Linked DNA regions of Homo sapiens: region 2 is linked to region 1. Evidence: read pairs that join two places in POLR2A ChIA-PET (ENCODE). Cell type or tissue: PC-3. All regions are shown on one strand. Links, peaks and the distances in the headings refer to the core of each region. The heading gives the core; the rest is flanking DNA. Region 1 overlaps LRMDA (leucine rich melanocyte differentiation associated). Region 2 overlaps LRMDA (leucine rich melanocyte differentiation associated).

What was found. ChIA-PET counts read pairs that join two places held together with the same protein. Peaks named below come from ENCODE experiments on the same cell type or tissue, not always from the same donor. Only the 100,000 strongest peaks of a DNase experiment are listed, where the experiment ranks them.
Region 2: POLR2A ChIA-PET joins it to region 1 with 5 read pairs; 5 of 35 experiments call an interaction of 5 or more read pairs at or near these places.

The regions. Positions count from the first base shown.
Region 1 is chr10:76,254,130-76,261,627 of GRCh38, reverse strand. The region is part of intron 5 of LRMDA (leucine rich melanocyte differentiation associated); the gene reads right to left. It also overlaps the pseudogene RNU6-673P. Among named protein-coding and RNA genes, the nearest start is that of KCNMA1-AS1, 630 kb to the left of the region's middle. In PC-3, for the core only: no CTCF peak of the experiment used is centred there; a DNase peak (open chromatin) is centred at 3,587; H3K27me3 peaks cover 1,142 bases.
Region 2 is chr10:76,109,939-76,117,436 of GRCh38, reverse strand. The region is part of intron 5 of LRMDA (leucine rich melanocyte differentiation associated); the gene reads right to left. Among named protein-coding and RNA genes, the nearest start is that of MIR606, 560 kb to the right of the region's middle. RefSeq lists an enhancer at 4,455-5,008. In PC-3, for the core only: no CTCF peak of the experiment used is centred there; DNase peaks (open chromatin) are centred at 1,656, 1,786, 2,736 and 3,336; H3K4me3 peaks cover 525 bases; H3K27ac peaks cover 1,634 bases; H3K27me3 peaks cover 2,686 bases.

The DNA.
Region 1 (7,498 bases), core at 1,702-6,701:
AACCTAAGTAGGAAAGCCTAAATCTAGTTATCTCCTTGATACTATGACCTAAGCACAAGAGGGTAGTCAAAGGCTCTTATTTTTGCATGCCCAGCATTAATTCACTGTTCATTTTGTAACAACTAGGGTGTCATTTTTTTTTTAGAACCAGTGCCTTCCACCTTTCATTTCATATGATTCTGATGGACATGAGCCCAGTTCCTGGTACGAGGTGTGGGTCTGACCCAGGTGATTAGCTTAGATTGAAACGCAAGCCAGCCGGGCGCAGTAGCTCACGCCTGTAATCCCAGCACTTTGGGAGGCCGAGGCAGGCAGATCACGAGGTCAGGAGATGGAGACCATTCTGGCTAATATGGTGAAACCCCGTCTCTACTAAAAAATACAGAAAAAAAAAAATTATCCGGGCGTGGTGGCAGGCGCCTGTAGTCCCAGCTACTTGGGAGGCTGAGGCAGGAGAATGGCGTGAACCCAGGAGGTGGAGTTTGCAGTTAGCTGAGATCGCACCACTGCATTCCAGCCTGGGCAACAGAGCGAGACTCCGTCTCAAAAAAAAAAAAAAAAAAGAAAAGAAAAGAAACGCAAGTCAATCCAGCCAATAAAAGTCAGTCTTGAAATTTTGTCTTGAACTATTGGAACAAGCTCTCTTTCCAGTAGGGTTGCTAAGCTGGCAAGAAGTAATCCATTTGCTGATATTGGCCATCTTATCAAAATTTATTTCTTAAAAATGCTCACTTCAGTGGTACCTATACTCAAATTATAATGATACAGAGAAGATTAGCATGGCCCCTGCACAAGGATGGCATATGAATTTGTGTAGTTCATATATTTCAGAGAAGGAAAAGGGTGCAGAAAACATAGTTAATAAAGTAATAGCTGAAAACTTTCCAAGTCTTGGAAGAAAGATAGACATCCAGATCCAGGAAGATCAAGGAACTCCAAATAGAGTCACCCCAAACAGGTTCTCTTGGAGGCACATTATACTCAAATTGTCAAAAGTCAAAGTCAAAGATTGAATCCTAAAAACAGCAAGAGAAAAGCATCAAGTCACATATAAGGGAACTCTCATTACATTAATAATGGGTTTCTCCGCAGAAACCTTATAGGCCAAGAGAGAATGGGATGACATATTCAAAGTACTAAAAGAAAAAAAAATGTCAGCCAAGAATATTATACCTAGCAAAGCTATCCTTTAGAAATTAAGAAGAAATAAAATCTTTTTCAGACAAGCTAAAACTAAGTGGATTCATCACCACTAGATTGGCCTTACAAGAAATGCTCAAGGAAGCCTTACATCTGGAAAATCTTCATCATCATCATGAAAACATGCAAAAAATGGCTATAAAACTCACTGGTAGGGACAATACACAAGGAAGAAAGAGAAAAGAAGCAAGGCAATACACAAAAGAAGAAGAGAAACCTATCACTACAGGGAACATCTAAGTCCAAAATTAAATAATAAGAGAGGAAGTAAAGAACAAAATATACCAAACAACCAGGAAACAACGAATAAAATGACAAGAGTAAGTCCTCACCTATCAGTAATAACCTTGTATGTAAATGGATTAAATTCTCCAATTAAAAAACATAGACAGGATGAATGGGTTTAAAAAAAAAAGATCCAATTATATGCTGTTGACAAGAAACTCACCTCACATGTAAAGACATATGTAGACTTGAACTGAAGGGATGGAAAAAGATATCCCACACAAAGAGAAACCAAAAGCAAGCATAAGTAGCTACACTTATATCAGACAAAACAGACTTCAGGTAAAAAGTTCTAAAAAGAGATAAAGAAGGATATTATATGATAACAAAGGGATCAATTAAGCAAGAGAATATAAGAACTGTAAATATATATGCACCCAACACCAGAACACTGATATATACATATATATATATGTAACAAATATTATTAGATCTAAAGGGAGAGATAGACCCCAATACAATAGTAGTTGGGGACTTCAACACCTTACTCTCAGCATTGGACAGATCATCTAGAAAGAAAATCAACAAAGAAATGCTGGAATTAAACTGCACCAGAGACCAAATGGACTTAACAGACATGTAGGTAACATTTCAGCCAACAGCTACAGAATACACATTATTATCAGCAGATGCAACATTCTCCAGGATAGACCATATGTTACACCACAAAACAAGTCTCAACAAATTTTGATAAGTCAAAATTATATCAAGCATCTTCTCAGATGACAATAGAATAAAACTAGAAGTCAATAACAAAAGGAATGCTGGAAACTGTATGAATATATGGAAATTAAACAACATACTCCTGAACAACCAATGAGTGAAGGAAAAAATTAAGAATGAAAATAGGCAAATGATCTAAACAGACATTGCTCAAAAGAAGACATACGAATGGCCAAGAAATATATTTTCAAATACCCAACATCACTAATCATCAAGGAAACGTAAATCAAAACACCAATGAGATAGCATCTCACCCCATTTAGAATGGCCATTATCAAAAAGATAAAAAATAACAAATGTTGGTGAGGATAGAGAAAAAAAGGAACTCTTTACACTGTTGGTGGGAATGTAAATTTGTACAGCCACTATGGAGAACAGTATCGAGGTTCCTTAAAAACTACAAATAAAACTGCCATATGATCCAGAAATCCTTCTACTAAGAATGTATATAAAGGAAAGGAAATCATCATATCAAAAAGACATCTGCACTCCCATATTTATTGCAGCACTATTCACAATAGCCAAGATATGGACTCAGCCTAGGTATCCAACAACGGAATAGTAGATAAAGAAAATGTGATATATATACACACAATGGAATATCACTCAGCCATAAAAATAAATTAAATCCTGTCATTCACGGCAACATGGATAAAACTGGAGGATATTATGTTAAGCGAAATAAGTCAGGAACAGAACTAACTAAACACCACATGTTCTCACTCATATTGTGGAAGCTAAAAAAAGATGATCTCATAGAAATGAAAAGTGGAAGAGATGATACAAGAGGCTGGGAAGGGTAAAGCAAAGAGAGGGTTAGGGAGATTTGTTAAAGGATGAAAAATTACAGCCAGATAAGAGGAATAATTTCTCATGTTAAAAAAACATTGTAGGATGATTACAGTTAACAATAATATATTATATCATTCCCAGTAGCTAGAAGAAGGATATTGAATGTTCCCAACATAAAGAAATGAAAAATGTTTGCGATGAGGGATATGCTAATTACACTGATCAGATCATGCAATACATTATATGTATTGAAACATCACTAGGTATCCCATAAATATGTACAAGTATTATATGCCAAGTAAAAAAAATACATTTAATTTAAAAAGGCTACATGAACTACATAAAAAAGTAGAACTGAGACGAAGTATGAAGATGGAAATTACTGCCAATGTTACTTGAATACCTGGAGATAACACAACCCTTATGGGTAGGTGGTAGATTATTCACAAAAAAGGCTGCAAAAATTTCTTTTACCTCTATACATACTTCCCTGGGCAATGTAACCTTACTGCTTTACCATCAAGAGGTAGAGTCTGGTTCTCCACCCCTCGTATGTGGACTTGGCCATGTAACAAGTTTTGTCCAATGAGTCATTAACAAATGTTATACAAGGAAATGCCTAAAAGGTACTTGAGCATGGAGTTTTCCTTCTCCTGTTAAGGGAACCTTTCTCCCACCAGGTAACATGCCCAGGCTAGCTTTCTGGAAGAAGAGAGATCACATGGAAAGCTATTCCAGCCATCTCAACTGAGCCCCAGACATGTGAGGCCATTTGTGACCATCCAGCCCCAACCAAGTCAGTCCAGATAAGAAGCACCCAGCCAACCCACAGGACTGTGACCTTATATATAACTCTTATTTTAAGCCATTAAATTTCGAGGTGGTTTGTTGCAAGATAAAAGGAAATTGATAAAGTATTAAATTACATATTTTTTCAGCAATTTGAATTGTTTTATCATCTGTAACCAAAATAAAAATAAAAATACCCAGTGCTGGCCAGGTGCCGTGGCTCACACCTGTAATCCCAGCACTTTGGGAGGCTGAGGTAGGTGGATCACCTGAGGTCAGGAGTTCGAGACCAGCCTGGCCAACATGGTGAAACTCCGTCTCTACTAAAAATACAAAAATTAGCCAGGTGTGGTGGTGGGTGCCTGTAATCCCAGCTACTCAGGAGGCTGAGGCAGGAGAATTGCTTAAACCTGGGAGCCAGAGGTTGCAGTGAGCTGAGATCATGCCATTGCACTCCAGCCTGGGCAACAAGAGTGAGACTTTGTCTCAAAAAAAAAAAAAAGAAAAAGAAAATACCCAGTGCCATAGCTAGCATATTTGATACCCAGAGCAGATAATTATTAATACCCCTTCCTCCATAAAACAAAATTCTTTTCAGTTATAAGCACGTAATTAGTAATTATTATTTTTTTAATTTGCTTTTGTTTTGAAATAATTAACAATTAAAAAGAAAATTAAATTTTTAATGTAAAGCTATTATTCAAATATATTAGAGATCTTCATGCATAAACTTAAATTTGCACTTACCAAAGACAAAATAGTACACTTCATGGTTTGTATTTTATTTTATTGTTTTAAATATTAAAAACAAGTAAATGCTCCAAGTAGTCTCATTGAATGACAGAACTAACTCAAGACCTGTTTCTTTATCTCTCAATCATTTTTCTACGACTGCCTAGTTCAAATATATTGTTCAAATGCAGAAATATATGCTACCAAGGTTTTAGAGACACTGACTGTGATGTGATCTCTAATATTCCAAACCACTGTGAATTTACAGCTAAGTTCATGTATGCTAAGGCTTCCTGGAGAGCTAGGAGTTCCCCAGAGTAACTCCATATAGAATACGATGTGTCTTAAAAGATAAACTTTTAAGTGTGTTAAAATGTAATAAATATTAACAATAATAGTCATTATTTTAAAATACAACAGAACTCCTGGCAATTACTTAGAACTTAGATTGACAGCTTTTTTCCAGAGATGAGTATTTTTATCACTTTAATTGCCTGAATTGCCAGTTCATGGTGATAACAGAATATACACAAAATTTTAGTTGGTTTTATTATTGTTTTAAAACTTTCTACAAACAATGCATCCCCTCATTGTCTGTACCTGGAGCAGACCACTGTCTTCCCCCCTGCCCTTGATATGCCACTGTGAATAACGCTGGAAATAAGCTTCATTCATGTTGAGAATTACATTCTCCAAAGGACTCCGACTGAAGCACAACAGAGTGTTTAATGAATATGTTTGCATGTGGGAGAAAATTCCCAGCAAGATAATTTCAATATTGACCTAAAATTTCCAAGTTTCCTAGAAAGAGAAATGAAGACCATTGATGGCTCTAAGTATTTCAGCACAGTGACCAGTAGAACTAACTTAACATTGGAGGAAAAAGTGCTTAAATAGTCTTCACTGTGATACTCTATTGCAATTTACTGTAAAATCCTTCTAATTCCAGAAAATTATTATGGTTCTCTGGACCAAGACAAGCCAACAAACAATAACCTATTTCCAATTAATCATACACTCCTTTAAGGTGAGTTCCCTCTTTCAGGATTCAGGAAAAGCCTCAGATTTTCTTGAGAGAGCTAAAGATATTACACAATGAGCCATAGAATTAGAAGAATGAAACTGGTCACATGATGCCATTGATCTATATAAACCTATTTCCATTGAATGTCCATTTGACTTGACTACATATGTTATTCATCTGCTTTATAGCTGGTCAGTTGTATCTTAGTAAATTAAATCCCCTTCAGACTGAAACATATTTTATTCTCTCTAATATGTGCCTTTCTGCTACATTTTATTCCATTTGGTATACTTCCTAATCAATTCTTTTGTGAGCTTCATTTCATTCAGCACAATGTATCCATTGTTAGGATTTATTTCTTTCGGAATGATTTAAATCTATTTTGCTCCATGCTGCTTTAAAGCTACTGTATGCACTATCAATTCCCATCCACTGGGCCATGTGGTCTGGTTCATACTCCATCTTCTTGGTTGAGGAAAGATATACTTTCCTAGCTTGGTCTGATGTGAAATGACAGTTGCTTTTTATCTATCCTGGCAATGGCTGTGGACTGAATAATAAGAATGATATGTAGCCATGTGTAGGAATGTCAGTGTATTTCAGGCATCCAAGGTTGAGATGGGTAACAGTGGGCTCCTAAAATCCTTATTATGAAGTCATCCTTCAGAATCTATGCTTCTAAAATTCTAGGTATCATTTCCAACAGAGGAAATGCAACACACAATCATCAAGCACTCTCATAAATCCTTGCTGACTTAAGGACAGCGGAAGATTGCCTTCTTTGGTAGTATTAATTGTGAGTCACTTTTAATTTTGGTTGGCCCAAACTTTATGTTCTTTCTTAGCCTTCAAAAGTTCATTTTGCACCATAAAATTATTTTATTCTTCATAGAGAAAAAAACAAAAGGCAATGAAAGACTTGATTTTAATGACCTTTTTGGTGACTCACTTTCTAATTAAGAAAACTAGAAAAGGTCTGGGGGGAAAGCCCAAAGAGGTGAACGAATAAAAGAACAAATCATGTTGCTGGCTATGAGCAGATCAGTTGATTTGAAAGGCTGAGTGAAAATAGGGAAAGTCTGGAAGGTTAGGCCAAAAAAGTACATTGAGTTCAAGGTTAAGTGGACCTCAGAAGCCAGGCTAAGGGTTTGTGGCTGTAACCCAAATGCGAGGAGGAGGCCCTAAAGGTTTTTCAACATGGAGTTGACATGATAAAGGCACATTGTTCCTATAAAACCGGTCGTAACTTCTAAAATAAAATGAACTTGAACTAAACTCACGGTGGTGGGTAATCATGCCCAGAATGTGACAGTGGAAGAGAACACCTTGCTGAAAAGAAAGGTATTTCCAATAGAGAGAGAGGAGAGGAGAAGAGGTGAAGAGGGAAAATCCTTTTTGGAAACCAGGAAAATCAGGCAGAAGTGCATTTAGTGAACATATTCAAAAAGTAGCAACATAATATACATTATATAGCAGAACAAATGCCAACATGATCAAACTTAAAAAATAAAAAGATTGGTGGTATGGAAGATATGAGACCCCTAGGAGAAAGTGACCGTGCCTAATTGGAGATAACTTTGCATATTTTGGAACACAAATATATGAATACTCTTGATTGGATTTGCTTTATTTTTAAGAGACTATAGCATTTCAGTATAGTATAGTATAGCATAGCATAGCATAGCATAGCATAGCATAGCATAGCATAGCATAGCATAGCATAGGATAGGATAGGATAGGATGGTATGGTATGGTATGGTATGGTATGGTATGGTATGGTATAGTATAGTATAGTATAGTAATTTCCACAGATATTGATCCTAATAGGACATGAAATTCAAGAAGGAAGGATGCTACTAAAAGTGAAATTCTGAGTATATAATTATGAATATTGACAACAAGGAAGGAAGGTTGGGGAAGCTTGAGGATAGGGAAGCAGTGAAAGAAACCAAA
Region 2 (7,498 bases), core at 1,080-6,079, 140 kb after region 1:
TTTAGTATCCTTTGTACTTTACCCTCATGTGAGGTAGATCTCCCAGTTTGTCCCACAACAAGAAGAGCTATTTAAAGATAATCAACATCAAAATTGTACATAATCAACCACTGTCAGGAGACAGAGTTATGAATATGCCCTGGTTGGGTCTCTTATTCAACTTACTCCCTCACTGACACAATTTAGTAAAATCCAATACAATCTCCATTCTTCCTTCTCCCTCCTTCGTGATCATAACACTGAGTGCAGCTTTGCCATTAAGTCCACAGTTGCAACTCACTGAAGCACGAGCACTGTTGGTATGGATAAAATCCTACTGCAAGGTGATCTTTTTCCTAGCTAGCAAAGATTTCCAATTTGTAAACTCCTGCATTAGAGATCAAGCAGATGTAGGGGGCTGGTCACTGCCCAGCCCAGGTTCTAACCCAGTTATTATTATTATTGTGTGAACATAAGAGCAAGAGTTATTGGATAGACGTGAATAACAAAGGGAAACTGGTTACCCAAGAGAGCCCTGGAAAATGGCTGAGATGAAAGTTCTCCCAGACCCCATTAGAGCCCGGGAATGACTCTTGAATGTATGTAACAGACACATAGGGCATCAAAGGTGGAAGAAGAGAAGCCAGGCTCACCAGATGAAACTCAATACAAACCAGTTTCCCTTTAATGTAAAAATGGCTACCCTCAGGACTCCTGTCAATCAAAACGGCTGCCTTGAGAGCATAGTCTCCTCTCAAAGTTGACATCTGGGAAGGCTGCTTGCCCAAAAGGACTTAATGAGACTCCATTTCAACTGAGGTTTAAACCTTTGACCGGGAGGTCAAAGTGCTTCTAGGAAGGGAAAGAGGGAATATGATAAGGAGAGTAAAGACTCAAGTCTTGCTGGGAAACTCACATCTAATGAAAAGGTCTGAGGCTTCCTACCAACAGACTCATCAAGGGTTTAGTATATGAAACCGGAAATAGGAAGCCTGGGGTTCTAGTCTTGACTTCCACTGGGCAAGTCATTACCTTCTCTGAACCTCAGATTTCTCACCTGTAATCTGGATTATCTGAATTAGGGATTTCTACAGTTCACTTTAAATCTAAAAACCTTTTGATTCTGTAAATTTACAGAATTAAAACTTTCAATTCTGTAAATCCATGTTATTTTCCCATATTATCTTTTCTAAGTAGCACAGTCAAGACAATGTATAGGTGTTGGCCCCAGAAAGCAGTAAATTGAAATATCAGCTCTACCCGTTTGATACATACTTAATCCCCCAGCAGAGTGGAGCACTTGTCCTAGTGTACCTGCACAAACACTCATGCTTACACAGGCACAGGTGCGGGCATCCCACATTCATACCCACAGGGCCTGCAGTGGCCCCATCCCATTCCATCTCAGAACATAAACCACGAGTGATAACGCGCCGTGTCACACTGTGCTTCCCACAAGTCTGAGCTGGCAGTACTTGATGCATTGAGGACCTGGGAAACATCTGCAGTTTTGTGATTCTTCCTCGTTTCCATTCCCACGATGATCTCTGTGCCTGCTTGGATCAGAGAAAGGTCGCCGGCTCCATCTGGCTGCCCTGCCCCCTCCATTTTCTCCCTCACCACTCCAGTCCCCCTTAGGAGTTTCTGCCCATTTTGTCACTTCCACCTGTTCTGACAGGTTCCCCTGCCTGACCCCAAGATAGCCCTTGGGGACATTAATCATATAACAGCCGGAGCTGTGAAAGAAACAAGGGTTTGGCTGGATACTGTTACCATCTCTGTCACCTACTAATCATGTTCTATGACACAGAGGGGCTTAATCAGATGGTCTGCTCTCTCATTAATCATCCTGGGCTCACTCAAACTTCACAGAGAGATTAAAGTTTAGCTCCCTGTCTCCCTGCACCTCCTCCCATCTCATCCGCCTCTAAGGCAATTTCACTAGGGGTAGGTCTCAGGTTCCTTTTGCTTTGCCAACTGGCAGGGTGACCTAAAGTGTCTGATGCCTATCAACACCACAGCGTTCAGGAGGAGGACGACGACTCTGCTTCCTTACTACTCTCCTCTCTTGGCCTCGCCAATCCACATATAATGCAGAGACGCAAAGATCAAAAATGCATTGAATGGGAAGGCAGGGAATCGCACATCTGTGCTTGTACTGAAGAGTCAAATGAAGATTTATATACCTATGAGCAATCTCCCTAACCACCTTAAAGAAGTAATAAAGGAGTATTTTCTTGTGTTTAATCAATAGTAAGGAAAATTAAATACCACAATCATTTTTAAAGTGATTCATTAAAACAGGCACTTGTGGCCAAATTGCCTGGAAATGGCCCCAACACGAGGAAAGATGCTCCCCTCTTAGGATGCTAGCCCAGGAGCCTCCTTGTCACTCTATTGAAATAATAACTTCCAGCAAAGCAAAAACAGCTTGTATCCTTTACGAATGCTTTCCAGACCAAAATAAAAATGACTGAAAGGACCCTCCAAAAATACCGAGGATGTGAGAGTCAGAACACATTTCAGCTCAGCTGATTCATTCGTATCCTGTTTGAAATTTTCTGAGCTTCAGGGGGGACAAGCAAGCCCTGGCAAAGGCCTCCAGAAAGGGCTTCTCTCCGAGTGTTGGTTTTGTACTTGCTCTGGGTGCTGTTGACTTTTGCAGCGCCTTACGATTATGGGAAACAAAGATAATATTTGCCCTCAGAGCCAGGAAAGAACAAATATTTTATCAACATCTAAATCATCTCTCATCTGGCAGGGGAGGAGGCACTCAACGCTCAGCTGCACACACGTAAGCTGATGAGGGGAAGGAAAGGGGCTGCTTGGGGACTCTCCTACCTATGTAAACTCGACCTATCAATACCTGGGATCGTATCCTTTGCAAAGAGCTCTCTCTGTGAAAATCCAAATTACCTCTGTCCTTCCAGGTGCCCCCACCACTACCCCTCATCCCAGAATGATTGCCAGAGTTCCAGGATGGGCCCTTTTTCACTTCCAAAAGTGGAAGCCAAGCCTAGGACTTGGGAAGGTGGGGTAGTTCTATGGATATTTTGGGGTGAATGAGGGCTTGCCCTGTTGTTATGTTTGTTTCCATTTACTGATCCTCTACCACTAGCCCAGAAATGACAGTAGGTGGAAACACTATCTTTCATTACACAAAGTATAAATAGTGTAATCTATCAGCGCCGTCAATCACAATGATTGATTACAGGCTGTCATAGAGAAGAGTGACATATTAGAAAAGTTTTGTTAACAATGCCTATTGCTAGTCAGCCTGCCACAGAGGCTGGTGATTAATGTGTTGTCAGCCTGTAATCCCACACCCTTGGCTAATGAGGCAGGAATTTATCATCTTTACAGAGTGGCAGATGTCAGGGAGAAAGGAATCCAAGTGCTGGAAACAATATACTTTTTCTTACTAGGCCTGACAAGTCTGACAGGCCGAAAAAAACCACAAAGCAGCTTTGTATAAGCACCAACTTAAAACGAGGAACTTTTCATTTGGCATCTTCGCTTTAAACTGTGCTGCAAACCAACCTCGATCCCTTCAGGAAAAAAGGGACAAGAAGAGAGGAGGGCACAATGCTGAGCTCTGTGAACTTTGCACCCCGTTCTTGACAGCCAGAGACCCCAGGAAAAGGTTGCCATGGCGAGCAGACAGCTCTCTTTGGAAGGGACGTCCAGAGCAACTTTTCACTTTTACCTGTGAACTTGTGGCTGGGAGAGAAACGCGGCATCAAATGGAGGCTGGGGACAGCCACATCCCTTCCCACTGCCTTGTGTGGCTTTTACCTGGAGACACATCTCAATTTCTAGAAGCACTGCCCTTTCTGCTATGGATGAGAAATGGGGGGAAATCTGAAAAAGGGGGCTTTTCATTGGTCAAGAAAAAGCAATACAGCATGAAGAGGCGACCCTTGGAAACTGACTCTCACCAACACTCTGTTCTGATTTTAAACCACTCTCAGGTTGGTTTTTTCCCCCCTCATCTTCTTTCCTCTCACTCATCTCTTCCATTTTTCATATGGGGTAGTGACAACTCTCCAAGCCCAAGAAATTCAAGCCCAGTGGAAAAAAAAAAGTCTCTAGAGGTCGTTTTAATAAATGCCTTGTCTCTCAGCATCCCATCCCCTCAACTGCGTCTGCCACCCTTCCACACAATTCTAATAACAGAGAAGACCCATCGGGCTAGGTCTTGGATCTTCTAAGACACTATGAGATGCTTCTGAATATTTCAACGCCTACTAGATTGCCCATTCTGTTCCAAGTAACTCACCACACTGGCCCCACAGGAGACACCCAATGTTTTCCATGGAGTATGGAAGAGATTTCCAAACTAGAAGATTTACACTCCTCTCCCCACTGATGCCTTCTGCCCATGCTCGGACTAACAGGAGGAAGTCAAAGGGAAAAGGCCTGGATTAAGGAGGTTAAGTCCTCTGGTTTGGAAACTTCTTGGTACCAGTGTTCTGTGAAGACTTAATATGTTGTTTATTCTCATGTCAGTTTCCAAGGCAGGGGCAAAACTTAAGTGGCAACATTCTGAGGGAGTTAATCCTTTTTCAAACACAGATACCTCTGCTGATACAGACAAACGCAATGCAAAAAGAAAAAAGAGAGAGAGAAGCAGCAACCAGAGAGAAAAACTCTGCCTTCTGTCAACAGCACCCTCAGGCTAGAACACACAGCAAAGCATTAAGTGATTTAATCTCCAAAAGGCAGCGTTCTGGCATTAAGATTGCACTGGGGGCTCCGGGAGCCGGACCTACCTAGTGCAGTAGGAGATGGGTTTAGTGGCCCAGAAGCCCACATGCCCAGAAGAAAATCCAGGGCAGTACCAGGGCCTCTTGGGGCTTCCCCAGATCCAGGGTGCTGAAGGCTGCGGACCTGGGAGACCTTCCCCCTGACGGGCTTGGGGTCAGGCGCTGCACAGCTGAGGCTCCGCGTGGAAGCGCCCCCCTCCCCACCGGCTCTTTGGGGGATCCGTGCAAGAGGCGAGCGGAACCCTGATGCTAATCAGGCGGCTCTGAGTGAAGGGTGACGAGGGCCGGCGCCGGCTCCACTCTGTCCAGGCCCCGCCGTCCTGGCCACAGATCTCACTTAGCGATAAGCAGGGAGCTGCGCAGACGCCCCATACCCTGCTCCTGCATGCCCCCAGTGTGCTCAGGGAGAGGGGCTGAATGAACCCCCCACCCAGAGCCTCCTGGCAGAAGGGAAGTTGCCCGGTGGGGCTCCCCCAGGCTCATTCCTCGCCGCTAGAAGGAGACAGGGGTCCCCGTCCGCCCTCCCGCCAGCTCCTCCAGGCTGCCAGCCCCTCCTCCTGCTCCCTTGCTCGCTCATGCAGCTTTCATTAACTCCCTCGGCCGGCAATTTCCATCCATTTGACGACAGATTAGAAGTGGAATTCAAAAAGAAAGTCACTTGACCTCCCATAATGTGCTTCTCTTAATTACATTAAAGATTTTCAAATGTAGCCATACTGGGTTTGACAGGTAAGGTTTTAATTAACTTCAGGTGGCTACTTTTAAGTGCTCCCCGGACTGGTGCCGCAACGTTGGCGTCACCTACGCTCCCAACGTGGTTCTAATTTAAACGGCTAATTTTGACGCGAAGAAAAGATGAGAGCCCACCATGCGCCCCCCCCCACCCCCATTTCGGCGGGGGTGATTTCTAAATTAGGATTAATGCAGCAAGCTGAAGCATGGTTGGAGGTTTATTTTATGGAGGGTGGAGCAAGTAAATAACATTTATCCTTTGTATACGTCTGCATATAATTACAGTAAAGTTTTCTTGTGTGTTAAATTATACAAACTCTTCAAAAGTGGGTGCCTAATGTCTTTTTCTAAAGCTGTGTTATTATTTTGGTCAAAAGTTGTTTACATTAAACAAATTCAATTTACTAAACTTTGACATGTTTGCACAACTGCATATAATTTATGCTGGAAACCTGAATCATGACTTTCAAATGAACTTTCTTGATTCTAACTTGAACATTTAGGTGTGGTGGCTTGCTCGACCCAGGTCTGAGGAGCAAGTGGTTGACTTCATTTTCTTCTGCCAAAGTCTTTTCCATTCAGTAGATGGGTATTGAGTACGGACTTCGTCCAAGCATTATGCTGGGTGCTAAGGATATCAATGATGAGCAAAAAAGATACGGTCCCTGTCCTGAGGAGCTTATTTAAGGAAGCAGAGAAGCAAAATAACACATAAAGACATGTTAAATCACAAAGGTGACAAGGGCTAGGAAGGAGAGGTACAGGCTGCTTTGAGGATCCATAAAATAGCAGGATCTGGTCTGGTCTTGGAGGAAGGCTGCCCAGGGGAAGTGATAACAAGCTAAGAACTGGAGGATGAGAAGGACAAAGTTGATTTAGGTTACTGAGAGAAGGGATTTCAGATGTGGCATGCAGAGAAAAAAAAACAAAATGAACAAAGGCCCGTTGTGGATGGAGAATGACACTTCAGAGGGACTAAAAAGTAGATGAGTAGGGGGTAGGGACAGGGATGCTGATGGTATAAGATGGAGCTGGGCTGTAGGCAGTGGGATGAGGTGAAGCATGGTGGTGCAGGCTATGGTAGTGAATACACTCTTTACCCTATGTATTAGTCCATTTTGATGCTGCTGATAAAGACATACCTGAGACTGGGAAGAAAAAGAGATTTAATTCGACTTACAGTTCCACATGGCTGGGGAGGCCTCAGAATCATGGTGGGAGGCAAAGGGCACTTCTTACATGGCAGCGGCAAGAGAAAATGAGGAGGAAGCAAAAGTGGAAACCCCTGATAAAACCATCAGATCTCATGAGGCTTATTCACTATCACGAGAAGAGCATGGGAAAGACGGGGCCCCATCATTCAATTACCTCCCCGTGGGTCCCTCCCATAACATGTGGGAATTCTGAGAGATACAATTCAAGTTGAGATTTGGGTGGGGCCACAGCCAAACCCTGTCACCCTAAAAGCAAGACTAAGCCAGTGCAAGGTTTGAAGCAGGAGGATGACCTGATTTGTCTGTATTTTGCAAAGATCTGTTCAAGGAAGCAGAGTAGACTGCAAGGGGTCAAAAGCTGATGGAAGTAAGACTAGTTTGGGGACTATAATAGTCCAGAATTTTAAAAATGAAAGCCATGAACATGATATGGTTTGAATTTGGGTGACAGAAGTAAAGAACAAGAGTGGATGGCTTTGAGAAATGCTGAGGCAGTGTGGCAGGTAGAATGTGGAACAGATCGGCCAACTCAAGCTTCTGACTTGCATACCTGTAGGGGTGACAGTGCCATTTGCTGAGATCTCAGAGGTCCTTGAAGGAGGACTGGCCATGCACAGGAAGAACAAGAGGGACCTTTGAGGCGTCTGAGACATGTCAAGAAGGCAGAGGCAAATATTTCTCTGGTGGTCAGAGGACACATCCCTGAGTACTTTCAAACTGTGGCTGTCCCATGAAAACCTGGATGTGAATGAGGCCTCCAAGAAAGAAAGTACAGCCCGAGACGAAGAGAGGTCCTTGGGCTGAGTC